Linked DNA regions of Homo sapiens: region 1 is linked to region 2. A link is a contact called in ENCODE Hi-C or POLR2A ChIA-PET data. All regions are on one chromosome and are shown on one strand. Each heading gives the region's core, a stretch centred on a gene start or an enhancer-like site at or near the end of the contact. The rest is flanking DNA. Distances are from core to core; before and after follow the strand shown.

Evidence for each region. A loop is a pair of places that touch in the nucleus more often than their neighbours do. ChIA-PET counts read pairs that join two places held with the same protein, here RNA polymerase II (POLR2A). Pooled maps may share reads with other maps.
Region 1: a loop to region 2 is called in a map of CD14-positive monocyte, with 2.3 times the contacts of the local background. The contact joins the enhancer-like site here to the promoter of CACNA1C-IT3 in region 2. A Hi-C loop is called at or near these places in 3 of 168 maps with a recorded cell type or tissue (CD14-positive monocyte, ascending aorta and prostate gland) and 3 of 50 pooled maps. POLR2A ChIA-PET finds 5 or more read pairs at or near these places in 3 of 52 experiments (BJ, MCF 10A and activated T-cell).

Annotation. Positions count from the first base shown.
Region 1 is chr12:2,381,672-2,387,998 of GRCh38, reverse strand. The region is part of intron 3 of CACNA1C (calcium voltage-gated channel subunit alpha1 C); the gene reads right to left. Among named protein-coding and RNA genes, the nearest start is that of CACNA1C-IT3, 120 kb to the right of the region's middle. RefSeq lists an enhancer at 623-732. Within about 2 kb of position 3,823, at least 8 of the 41 ENCODE cell types and tissues checked have a DNase peak (open chromatin) inside an H3K27ac peak, as active enhancers do; they include ascending aorta, where a contact is called at or near this core.
Region 2 is chr12:2,266,587-2,273,036 of GRCh38, reverse strand. It overlaps CACNA1C-IT3 (CACNA1C intronic transcript 3), which reads right to left and starts at 3,261. Exons shown (of 3, transcript NR_046769.1): 1 at 3,096-3,261. All of the region lies in intron 3 of CACNA1C (calcium voltage-gated channel subunit alpha1 C), which reads right to left. RefSeq lists a silencer at 2,435-2,633.

The sequences.
Region 1 (6,327 bases), core at 2,574-5,073, 110 kb before region 2:
GGCTTGGTCTCCTGCTCTCTAGTTTCATCTCTCCTGGGCCACTGATCTGGGCAAGTTCTCTTAGTACAGATCTGGTAAGGGGGCTCCCTGGTTTTATGCCTCAGTGGGGTTTCACTGCTCCTAGGATAGAATCCAGACTCCTGAAAATGGCTTCCAAAGCCCCTCCTGCCCTCGCCCCTCTGCTGTCACTCCTCACAGGCTTTGTGGCAACTTCTTTCTGTTCCTTGCAGCTGCTGAGCTCTCTCTGGCCCTGGAGCCCTTTCACAGGATCTTCCAGTTGCAGGGAACAGCTTTCCACCTTCCTCTTTGCCTCAGGTGTCAGCCCTTGGCTCCACCTACTCTGGGGAGCCTTCATGAAACCCCACAGACTAGGAGCTAACCCTGGATGGAACCTAGCATTTTCTATGCTATAGCTCTTAGTTCATTATTAGTCATTGCTTTCTTTCTTTCTTTCTTTCTTTCGCTCTTAGTTCACTTATTAGTCATTGCTTTCTTTCTTTCTTTCTTTCTTTTTGAGATGGAGTCTTGATCTGTCGCCCAGGCTGGAGTGCCGTGGTGCAATCTCGGCTCACTGCAACCCCTGCCTCCCGGTTTCAAGCGATTCTCCTGTGTCAGCCTCCTGGATGGCTGGGATTACAGGCGCCTGCCACCACGCCTGACTAATTTTTGTATTTTCAGTAGAGCCGAGATTTCAGCAAGTTGGCCAGGCTGGTCTCGAACTCCTGACCTCAAATGATGCACCCACCTTGGCCTCCTAAAGTGCTGAGATTACAGGCATGAGCCACTGCACCCGGCCAGTCATTGCTTCTTTAATCATCTGAGTCACCTCCTAACTGAAAGTGCTCTGAAGAAAGTGCCCTCCCCTGCCTTGCACACCACTGCATCTCTAGGCCTGGAATAATGTTGGCATGTTATTGAATGAATAATGAATGGACAGAATTCTAAACCTGGAATAACTAAAGTCAGTTTAAAAAGTCTTATTGTTAAAAGAGCTGTGAGAACCATCTTCACACCACGTCTAGCAGCAGCAAGCTCAGAATGTGGTCCATCACAGGAATGGCAGTAATTTACTCTTCCTGCCTTTAGAAAGGCTGGGTCAGGTGGAGGACTGGGGTGGCAAGAAGGCTGCCCCAGGAGTCAGGAAACCTGGTTTAGCTCATTTATCCATCCAGTAAACACGGACTGAGCATCTACTATGCTGGTGCTGCACTCCCTGCTGGGATGCAGAGAAACAGGGCACGCCCTTGCCCTCGGGTGCTTAGTGTCTAATGGGGGTGGAGATAGAGACACATAATCAGAAAGCACCATAAAATTCTAAAAGCCCTTTAATGAGAAGACATACAGGTCACAGAGGCAGAGTGGTGAACCTGTGTGGGGAGGAGGTATAGGAAGAGCTCACACAGGACAAAGTACTGAGCTGAGTTTTGGAAGATGAACAGGTGCTTGCCAGGCAGACAAGGAAGTGACAGGCATTCCAGGCAGAAGAATCAGTGTGTCTAGGAGTAAAAACACAGAATGAGAAATAACATGGCACTCGTGTTTGGGCCACTGCAGTTGGTTGTGTGTGGCAGGACTGAAGAAAGTTGGGGGGAAGAGGAGAGTTTTTCTAAGAGATGAGGCTTGCTCAAGAGGCAGAAAGAGTCAGATCCTGGCTGGTGCTTCTCAACTCTGCTGCTCATCAGAATCAACCGGAGGAGCTTTAAAAAAATCATGTAAATACCTGAGCCGCAGCCAGTGATATCAGTGTTTAATGACTTGTTGGGGGGCAGGGGCTGATTTGTAGCATTTGCCAATTTCTATGATGTAAATACTCATGCCATGGTCAATTTCAAGCTACCAATGGGATGTCACTGACTGCAGAGTTGGGAGGAGATGTGTAGTAGCACACCATTATATAGTATTTCCACCCAGCAGATACAATCAATAGAAATTACCTCGAAAGGTAGTAAAGGCATCAGGCAAACCTGACTTTTGAGTATGTATTACCTTTGTTTTTAACATAATGTACTTACTTACAAGTTTGTATAATTTTTAATAATGGTCATTTAACAACCCACTCATAAGATTCCTGGAAGCGATGGCCTCTCCTGAGTCGCTGGGGCTGGTTCCAGCTGTAGGACACCACTGGCCCCACCCAGGCCCACTCTATGGAGTCACTACGGGTGAGACCCAGGCACGGGTAATTTTAAAAAGATCCCAGGTGATTCTAATATACACCCAGGGGTGAAAACCACCTATTTGTAGCCCATGTTAAGGAGTTTATAGTTATCCTAGGGGCCACTGAGGCCATTGCAGGATTTCAAGACTTTTAAACAGAAGCAATTTTACCAGGTTTGCTTCTTAGATGGGTGAGGCAGCCACAGAGTGACAGGTGAACTAAGAATGGAGGGAGGCAGGGGGACCCGTCAAGAGACTGTTGCAAATTTCCAGGCAAAAGCTGCCAGGGGCCTACCTAAGGCTACAGAGGGAGGGAGGTCATGGAGAGACAGCAGCGGGTCCTAGCTGCCCTTGGGTGTAGGGGTGCTAAGTGGATAAGGTGAGGGGGATACAGGAACAATTTTAGTTGCTGGTGGAGACTGAGAAAGTTGAGGAAGTTGTTTTCTGATCACCTCATTTTTTTTTTTTCCTATCAGAACTAGGTGATGAGGTTCCGTTGCCGGGAGAGGGAGGCAGGCATCAGAAAAGCCTCTGGCCCGGCCGTGCAGTACCTGGCTGTGTGCATCTGAGGGGGCCGGTCTTCCTGTCTATAAAGCCAGGGAGCTCAAGCAGATCCCTCTGAAGTCTCTTCCAGCATGGAGACTCTGATTCCATCACACTGGCATTTGCTCATGTTTTCACTTTCTTAACTTCCCCGGTGACTCAAATTACAACTTGTTATGGGTATAAAGCCTCATTTTCTCTGGGAATCTGGACTACGTCTTTGTAAGTCTTCAGCTCGGGGCAGGCAGTTTCAATCCTTGGGGAGCGAGCACTATGCTTACTTCGCTCTCATCTCCCTCCTTTCACGGTCAGTTGGCTCCCCTCCCTGAGGCTGACCACTCCCAGCCCCTTTCCAGATGGCGTCTAATAAAGCCGAATGGGACAGAGACGTACCTTCTGGATAACTACGCATGCAGTAAATTCTAGCAGACCAAAAAGTAAAAAGATTTGCTAAGCCAAGGAGTGGGCTTTGCTCAAATTGCAAAGGAATTTCTCCAAAGGCCTCTTGCAATGCCTTGCTATGGAGTTCATCTGTCCCTGCAGTGCCTCTACTGGTACTATACTATGCCACGGTGAGGACCAAGACTGCAAGAGGCTGGAGACCCAGGTTGCAGGTTGCCCATGTGGCTTACTCTCCCTCCACCTCCCTTCCCTTTCACTGTTGCTGCTCAGAGAAGGAAAAGTGCAGGGTTGTCTACCAGGAAAAGAAAAATAGGGCATGTACACAAACGGAGAAAGGGAGGCTGGGGTTGAAAAAGAGTCATGAACTGGAGAGACTGACCATGGGCTTTTGTTAGAAAGAAAAAAAGGAGACAACAACAGGGTGCCAGGAGACCTCTAATTGTGCTCATTCTTGCTAGAGTCCTTCATGGACTCTAGGCTCAGTTCCGAATCCACGACCAAAGTAGATGAACTTGGAGTAAGATCCAACAACATAAGGTGATTAGGGTCAGAAAGAACAACTTGCACAGAAAGGGTGAAAGACGCACAATGTGTAACCTGGAGGAAAGACAGTAGAAACAAGATGTAACAAACATCTTCGAGAATATGAAGAACTCTTACACAAAGACAGTACAGTAACCCGCGATTCTCCGCCAAGGAGCATGCAGATGAGTCACCTGCGAGAAAACTTGAGTGCAACAGTGTTTCTGGTGGCACTGCTGCTAACCTGGGTGGTGTGTGATCCACAGAAGGAAGGCAGCTTGTCTGGAGGGTTTTAAAAATCAGAGTGGTCCTTATCAGTTTGCTGAGGTTCAGATGAGGTTCTCCATGTAGGGGTGGCAAATGCATTCACAACCTCTCAAGTACCTTGCACCCGGAGGATCTGTGATTTCCCTGCTCATTAGCACCTTTGGCAGAAAGGGAAGCCAGGATGAAATGCTAATCAATTAGATTTCCTGCTCATTAACAGCTCTTCTGAAATGATTAAAGGAGGAAGTGAGAACCAACAGACAAATTCAGGACTGGGCCCTGGCCTCTTCTTCTGCCCTCTGGCCCATTCTGCAGGGCGTTGTCTTGCACTGGCTTCTCACTGGGGCAAAGGGTACTTCACTGTATTTTTGGTTCCTTCTATTTTGACGTGGTTTGAGTGTTCAGCTCTCCCCAGCAAGGCATGGGAAAAGGCTCTTTTCCTTGCCTTGGCTCTGAGACAAAATCCTTTCTTAGGATGATTATTATTGCTATTCACATTATCATTGCAGACGAGGCAGTGAAAATTCCCTACTTACTCTGCTGTCTCATTGGATCGCCTCCTCTGTCTGGGAATTCAGGCTTTCCATTTATAACTCCACTGGTTTATCGTAGGGTTGAAGCTGACCCCTCGCTCAACCGGACATGAAGACATCATTACTTAGAAACCAAGGACAAAGGGCACATTCCTGCCACCCAACGAACTACAGCTATGTTGCTGATCTCTTACCACCCAGGAGTGGTTACGATTATTCCAATGACAGTAAGACCAGGCAAAGGGGGAAATTCCAGGCCCCTAGGTTAAGCATCGCCACGAGACAACCCGCTTTAGTCTCCACTGCTCTTGTTTGCCTTTGCTCCCACCCACCCTTCTTTTCCTGAGCCTTCCAAATGCTACAGGTGCTGCTTGCATATGATCATAGTAATAGCTACACTCGTTTAGTGCTTACAAGCCAGGCACACCTACACAGCACAGCACCCCATTTTATGGAAGAGAAGGCTGATAAACCACTTGCCTGGATCACACAGTTCATTAATGATAGTGCTGGGACTTGAATCCAGGATTACAAACTAGTTCCAGCTGATCTAGAGTGCATTAGGGAACACTGCCTCTCTTACCTACAAGTGGCCTTGGTCCAGCCTGCTGAGCCCAGAGCTAAGCAGCTTCCCAGCTCTGATCCCAGTGACTAATACCAAGGCTTTCCCCATCCTGTGGGACTCTCAAGAACAGCTGAAAGGCGGTTGTGTCAATAAGCCCATCTCAAGATCTCGGATGAGCTCTATTCTAAGTCAGTCAGTTCCACATCGATGCAAGTTCCTTTCAAATACTCATGGGTTATTTTCTTATTTAATGAGGAGGTAAAGGGTGCCCAGGGCAAAATACATTCTGGGATTTGCCAGTTCAGGAACATTTGCTTATGGGATATATGACTGGTTTCGAATCTCAGCACACACAAGGTTGGCTCCTACATCTCTCCTTTCTGTCTCTCACAGCCTCGATGTTCACATAAGCTCAGAGCTCCCCCTATGATATGATTCAGACACAAGCAGCACAGGATTGAAATGTGAATTGCCAATTTAGAGAAGTCTGTAAGCTTCTTGTGCTGTGGCTGCCTTTGGTGGTTCTCATGATGGCTGTAGGTCCTTCTCAGAATAATGTTCTTAAATGGAAATAAAGGATTGCAAATAAAGCCAGTTATGTTGAAATATAGATATCAAAAATATTTAAAGACAATTTTGTAATACACAAATATGCATGCTTCTTTGATAATATGTTAAATAACAAAATCTAGTGGATTACCAGAATTTTGAAGTAGTATTGAAAGCAAACAATATTTTTGAGATATTTGCAACCATCTTAACGTGATAAGAAAATATCCATGGTTTCTAATGGTGGACAAAGTAACAGAAACTGCTAATGCTATTGTGGTGTGTTGTCTATACTTGCGAAGGAATACCGTGAGAAATTTCGGCTAGAAGCCTGTGATAATAAAGATCCAGTTATTCTCCAAGTTCATAAACCCTCTGGAATTCCATCTATAGACTTCATGAACCCCAGTTTAAGAAGGGAATGTTTGGGAAAACAAATGACACAGAGAGGGATGGGTCTGCCCCAGGCTGGAGGCAGCACTTGCTTTGAAGGAGGGCCCTCTGATTGTTGGGCTGTCCCTGGGATCCATCTGCAGAATCCTCCCAGATGTTCTGATTCTCAGAGTTGTTTCTATCTTCTCCCAGGATACCTCCAAGGACTGGGAGATTTTCTTAAGCATCCCCATAGTCAAAGTCATTATTATTAATTTGTTAGTAAAATTCCAAATGAGAAATGCTGCCGATTGCTCTGAGATCATTCTATCTGAGTGAAAGCTAGAGATGGTGAGATGATGAGAAGGTAGCCAGTCTGGGGAAACTGGGTTAGTTCTCTACGACAAGGAAACCACC
Region 2 (6,450 bases), core at 2,012-4,511:
CACCTGGGCAAATAACCTTTAAACACTAGACTACAGTCAAGAAGCAAAGATATCACTGGGACCTTCTAACGCGGACAAAATTAAACTGTAATATGTAATATGAGCAGTTTCTTTTTAAGGGCCAACATCAGAGTCTTGTTTGCCTATAAACTGATTTCTTCTAGCTGTGGAGCTATTTTATTCTGATCCTGGGCCTACGAACATGTGTCCAATAGAACGGATAAATGTAACGTAGCACTAGTCATAGAAAGTGTCCCTGTTTCAGCGAAGGATCAAGTCCCAGGCAGTGGCCACAGCCCTTTTGCTGTCATCTCACGGCACAATGCAGAGGAAGCTCCACATTATAATACTGATGGGGTGAGAAGAACAACAAAGCAAATCAACTGCCTTGGAGTGACTGCTCTACACAGCCAACCGTCAAACTCCCATGATGCTGGCCCTAGGAATAACTTCCAGGAAGTTCAGCCTTTCTTGTGTTCTTAAGAAATTATAGCAAATTTACAGGCAAATCCACAGGTTTTCAGTTTTGGAATATCTGCTGTCTGGCTTCCGGCTCAAGGCATCAGTAGAGAAAGCAATAGGCTGCTTGGGAGGAGGTGACTGATGATACGAGGCAGACACCAGCCGGGGAAGCAGGAGGAGGCAGGAGGCAGAGGATGGTGATCCACAGGCATGGACAAGCCTTCAGGGCAGAACTGGAGCTGGAATCGAAGAATGGATAGGCTTTGGAGGGAAAGGTGAGGAAGGAGAGCTTTTCAGGCAGGGTAAGGCAGAGGTGAAAACAAGTAGGAGAATGGGGCCCATAAACAGATTTTCCTGGTGAAGCAGAGGGTTTGTGGCCAGGAATGGGCACAGCCAGACAGCAGATTGTAGACAGGATTGATTTGGCCTGCATCTCCAGACAAGCAACTCACTGAGGGGTTGTGAGCAAGGCAATAGCTCGATGGAAGAGATGCTTGGGGAACACTGGGGGATACTAGTCCCGTTGGTGGCCTTGCGGATGCTCCATCTCTCCAGAGTCCTAGGAGGATGCTCTGCCCAGAAGAGTATGCTTCTTGAAATAAATAAGAGCAAACATTTGCATGGCACATGGCATGCATTAAGCACTGTTTTCTGCACTTGACACACTTAAACATTTTTTTTTAGACAGTCTCACTCTCTCACCCAGGCTGGAGTACAGTGGTGTGATCACAGCTCACTGCAGCCTCAAACTCCTGGGCCCAGGCAATCCTCCTGCCTTAGCCTCCCAAGTAGCTGGGACTACAGGCATGCACCACCATGCTCTGCTAATTTTTTTTTTTGTAGAGATGGGGTTCACTATGTTTCCCAGGCTGGTGTCAAACTCCTGGGCTCAAGCAATTCTCCTGCCTCGGCCTCCCTAAATGCTGGCATTACAAGAGTGAGCCACCATGCCTGGCCTTGACACAATTTAAACTGTTTAATCTTCATACTAATTCCCTACCATAGACACTATTTTCATCCCCATTTTATAGATTAGGGTATCGAGGAACTAAAATGTTAAACAACTTATACCCAGCTAGTAAGTGGCAACACCAGGACTTGAACTCAGGCAGTCTGAGCTGGAATGGAAAGAGCGAACAGCCTTTGGAGGTACTCAGAATACCTAACTCCTTAAGCTACACTGCCTCATGGGGGAGATTCTCTCTGAGTACTTTTCCCAAGGCTCAGGGTAGCCTCCACTTCTCAAAAGGGAAAATACCCGCTCTGGGGCTGCACCTTGGACTTAAACCTACAGAAATGTTTTCCATTTAGAATGAAACTGGGAAGTAGAAACACAGGAGTCGAAGAACAACTGAATTTCACCCAAATTGGCCCTGGAAGCCATGAACTGGATCCCACACCCCACCCCTCACAGGCCCTTCCAACCCGGCCTGAGTAGTGGCAGGTGGCTACCCAATACTGGCTGGAGGTGACAGAGCCTATCGGGCCCAGGACCCTGTGGGACTCAGAAGAGGAAGAGACAGCTGGATGCGAAAGAAAAGTGTCTGCCATTACCCCAAACAGATCCACGTTGTCCTAGAGAGCAAGCAACAGGCCACCAGCCCTCGGCAAAGGGAGTGTCTAGACACCCTTCATCTCCCCTTTCATGCTTACTTCACCCACACCCCCCACCACCATCCAGCCCCTCCAGCCTGGCCAGAGAGGGGAATGGCTGTCTGTGCCAGCACTTGCTAATGATTTCATGTGCTCTCCCCGCAGGTGGAGTAAGACTTCACCCAAAAGAAGAATTGGAATAGTGGCAATACAGACATTGTGGCATCAGGATGGAGGTGACATTTGAGGACCACGAGCCCTACTTAAGACATCCCATGGCCAAGCTTAAACCAGAAAGGGAGTCCAATGACCTTCCACTCCTGCTTCCTCCATCCTGGCCTCCTGAGTTCCTGTCTGGCTGGGTGGCATGGCCGTGGGCTCTCTATACCGTAGAGGGTTCCATCACCACGTCTGGAGTGCTGTGGCCCCCACTCAAAGAGACTACTCGTGTTCTCTCACTGGAGAACTCAGGCCACTCAGCAAGACGGTTGCCTTGACCAATTCAAAAGCCTCAAAACATTGACATGAGGGGTCACTGAGTACGGCATTCTGGAAAGTGTAAGGCACTCCAGGTGTGGAGGGTTGAAGTGATTCAAGACAACTGCTCATAAAAGAATCAGGCCCTGCCCTCAAAAAGCTGACATTTCACAGAGAAGGAGGGTGTATGGGAGACATTTCAGAATTTCATTACAGCTGGCTCAAGGTAGTTTGCAAGGTAAACACACTAGTCTTGACGATGGAATACTTTAAGAGTCAGTAATAGCTTTCGAAGCTCGCCTTCTCAGGACGAGCCTTCTAGAGTTGGCTAAACAAGACAAATATTACAAATGAGCTCCAGCTCCCTGCTGGCTCCCCTAGACCCCTTCCACCCTCTGTTCCCTGACCCCGTGCCCTGGAAGCTTGGTGCATGGGGACTGCTTGAGGTGCCCGGCTCCCTGGCCCTCCAGCTTCAGGTTGGTTTGGCCAATGAGCAGTGTCAATAAGAGAGTGGAGATGGGAGGACAGAGAAGGCAGGGTGTTTTCTTTCCATGTCCCCCTACCTTGGTGTCTTGGTCCTGGCAGTGACAACATCCTTCCATGACTATGGTTTCTCCCTCATGGTCCTCCTCCCAGCTACAGCTCCCACCAGGCCCCCCAAACAGTATTTTCTCCCCTTCCTCCTCAGGCCCTAGGGTGATGACAGCTTCCCTCTAAGTTTAGCCCTGGGTGCCTCAATATCCCTTGCTGGTCTCCTTACCCCTCCATAAATATGCCCCTCAAGAAACTCTGTTCCGTTGAACCATCTGTGTAGAATTCTGTTTCCTATTATGATGCCAACTGAACACTCGGTACCCATTCTTTGTCCGTAGTCAAGGACAGCTTATACAGAAAACACAAAGCTTCCATGGTTAGAAGCTGGTTCCTGGCTTCCATGAGTGGCTGTACCCAAACCTGTCCTAAGTAGATAATCACCATTCTCGTTTTTCAAATTCTCCACAAAGACTGTACGACTGTACATCTATGTTATCTAGAGGGCTGTGTATGATTTTGAATCCAGAACCCAGGGGCTCAGAATTCCTCCACCCTAAACCTTCCTTCATCAGGAACTTCACTGTCACTCCCATCAGTAGAGAAGAGACAGTCTCAAAGTTCATTGAGCCCATCCCCTTAAGCACATACACAGATAGCAGAATTTAGGCAGGTTTAACCTAGGTGATTTCTTTCAGCCGGTCTATAAATCAAGAACTAATTCCCATGACTCCCTCCTGGCTCTAGAATGAGCATTCCCTCCCGGACTCCTTGGAATGTCTTTTGCATATTGAAGTCATTTTCCTCATTGCTCACCCTTCCCTGAGTAGACGCGGAGGCATTTTGTAACTGTCAGTGTTTTGACAAAGCATGAGTATTTAATCATGTGCCCGCTACTCCCTGTAACCCACACGGCACACAGGCTTGCTGGTACCTGCTGCCAGGGCAGGACAGTGGGCAGAGAGCCGGCAAGCACCCAAGACATCCGACCCTGGGCAGGGGGTGGGGACAAAGCCAAGGAGGTAAGACTCTCCCTTTCACAAGATGCTCAGAGTCTGCCCAAGGCCGAGTCTGTCTTCCATTCCACTTCAGGAAGGGAATGCTCAGCCCGGAATGAACAGCACCAAGATTAACTGGGACAGAAAGGACCATCTCGTTCTATCCCTTGCCTCTTCCGGAACTAAATCATCTTTGGCAGATGGTGTTTCTAGCCACAGTCTCCCGGGGAACCTCCCCCAGCGCCTAGCAACCTTCAGCATTGGGGAGCCCTTCCCGTGGTTTGGTCTAAATGCCCACGATGCTCCCAGGCTCAGGGGTCCACACTCCTCTGTCCATTAGGGTCCCTCAGAGGAACCCTCCCCCCAGGACACCACAGGTCCAACTGTTCCCTCGCTGGGAGCCCTTGGCCATCCCACCATGGGGCGAATGTGACCTCCCACTCCAGCCAACACTCCCCACACCCCCAGCCTGCCCAGGAGCATTTGCTTTTCAAAACTTCCCTTTCTTAAAAAAGACACAATTTTCCAAAGCCCAGGGAGTTAATCCATGAAATCTTCTGGAACAAGAGCAGCTGGCCCAGGCCTTGGATAAGTCGATCAACAAACATGCCAGAGCCCCGTGTGGTTCAAAACATTCTTTGTTCCAGCCACCGAGCCTGGATCTCGCTGGATCCTGCCGGTGAGTTGGCTTCTCAAAGTCACACCCCTCTGGCTGTCGACCCCACCCCTGCCATACCCTTGAAAGCTAAACCCTCTTCAGAGGGACCACATCATCACTTTCCCCTCAGTCTTTCCCTCTTTCAGAAACCACCTGAAGTGAAAATGTTTGGAGCCAGTCAAGGTTTGCTGACAATGGAAACAAACCAGTCCCTGGCACAAGGCACAGGCTGCTCAGTGTAAGTGGAGGCCCCATATGGTTGTTATTCTGGGAGAGAATCAAAGAACCTAAAAACCTGCTTCTTAGATGACAACAGGGGGAAAAACACACAAAAAAACCTGTTTTTTAAATACCCATTCTTCATTTTATGTGCAATCGATCCTGAACAGTGTCAGATGTTTGGCGGGTGCTCCGAGACCAAAAGAACAGTGGAAAAAAGGACTGGCGAGGCCAGCATGATTTCCCAAGTATCACCAGGGGGAATACCCCTCCCAGATGTGCCACAGGGAAGGAATTCCAGCAGGCTCCTTCCTCGCTGCCCTCCGCAGACACATTCCAACCCCCCTGCTCAGAGAGGGCGGGAAGCTGAGTGCAGCTGCCTGGCAAGGCTGAGCATCCTACTCTGGGATGAAGGAACTCTGGAAATTCATTTGCCCTTCTTATTATTCTGTTCTTTTACCTGAACTCTCTCTGGCTGGAGCTGAGCTTCGGGTTCTTTCTCCCTCTCAGCCTCAGTTTCTCATCTGTAAAATGGGCATGGCTGGAGGCCGTTATGAGAGATAGGATTCCATGTATCTTCATGGGGGCAGATGGTGAATCCGGCAGGTGCTCAGCTGTTTCCTCCCTGCCCAGTCCTGCCCACACCCTTTTCCCAAGCTTCCAAGGAGGCTCTGACAAGTACTGTACAAGAAGGCTTTGTTCCCTAGTTCCTAGTTGAGTGATCTAGGGCACAGCACTTAACCTCTCCTGACCTCAGTTTAGTCATTTTTAACTGGGGAGAATAATTATATATTATGAACCCAAAGCTCAGCTCCAGCCTGAGAGAGTTCAGGTGAAGGAACTGAATAATAAGAAGGGTAAATGAATTTCCCGGGTTCTCCTTGCCAGGCAGCTGCACCCCCTTGACTGCATGAACATTTCTTAAGCGCCCACCGTGGGCCAGGCACATGCTGGGCTTTGGAAACACAGCGCCGGGCAATACCCGTAGAACCCCTGCTCTCACAGAGACACTACACAAACCAGCCAAAGTCCACGTGAAGTAATGTGTGATTACAAATCCGGCTACATTTTATGGAGGTTTTAAAAAGGAAAGGAAGAAAGGTCCTGGCTCAACATAAGCGTTTAATAAATAACAGATACTCCTGTTATCACTGTGAGTAACCAGTCAGTGTAGCTTCATTATCCCTTGGTTGACAGAAGAGCAAAGAAAAGCTCAGAAGAGGTAAGTACATTTCCCTAGGCAGCACAGCCTGAAGAGAAACACTGGAATTCACACCCAGGCCTGCCCAGCTCGAGCCCTTACTCCTCCCTCTGTGTCCCATGGCCTCTGTGTTTCATAGGTAGACTCCCTTGCAGCTTTCCTAAGAATTTCACATGATCTCACTTGATCCTTATAACATTCCTTGAAGTGGGAAGACTTACTGTTATCCTATTTCTGCTTCTAGGGAAACTAAGTCCAAGGTCACTCACTTACCAAACCAGAGCCAGGTCTATTTTCACTACAAGACCAAA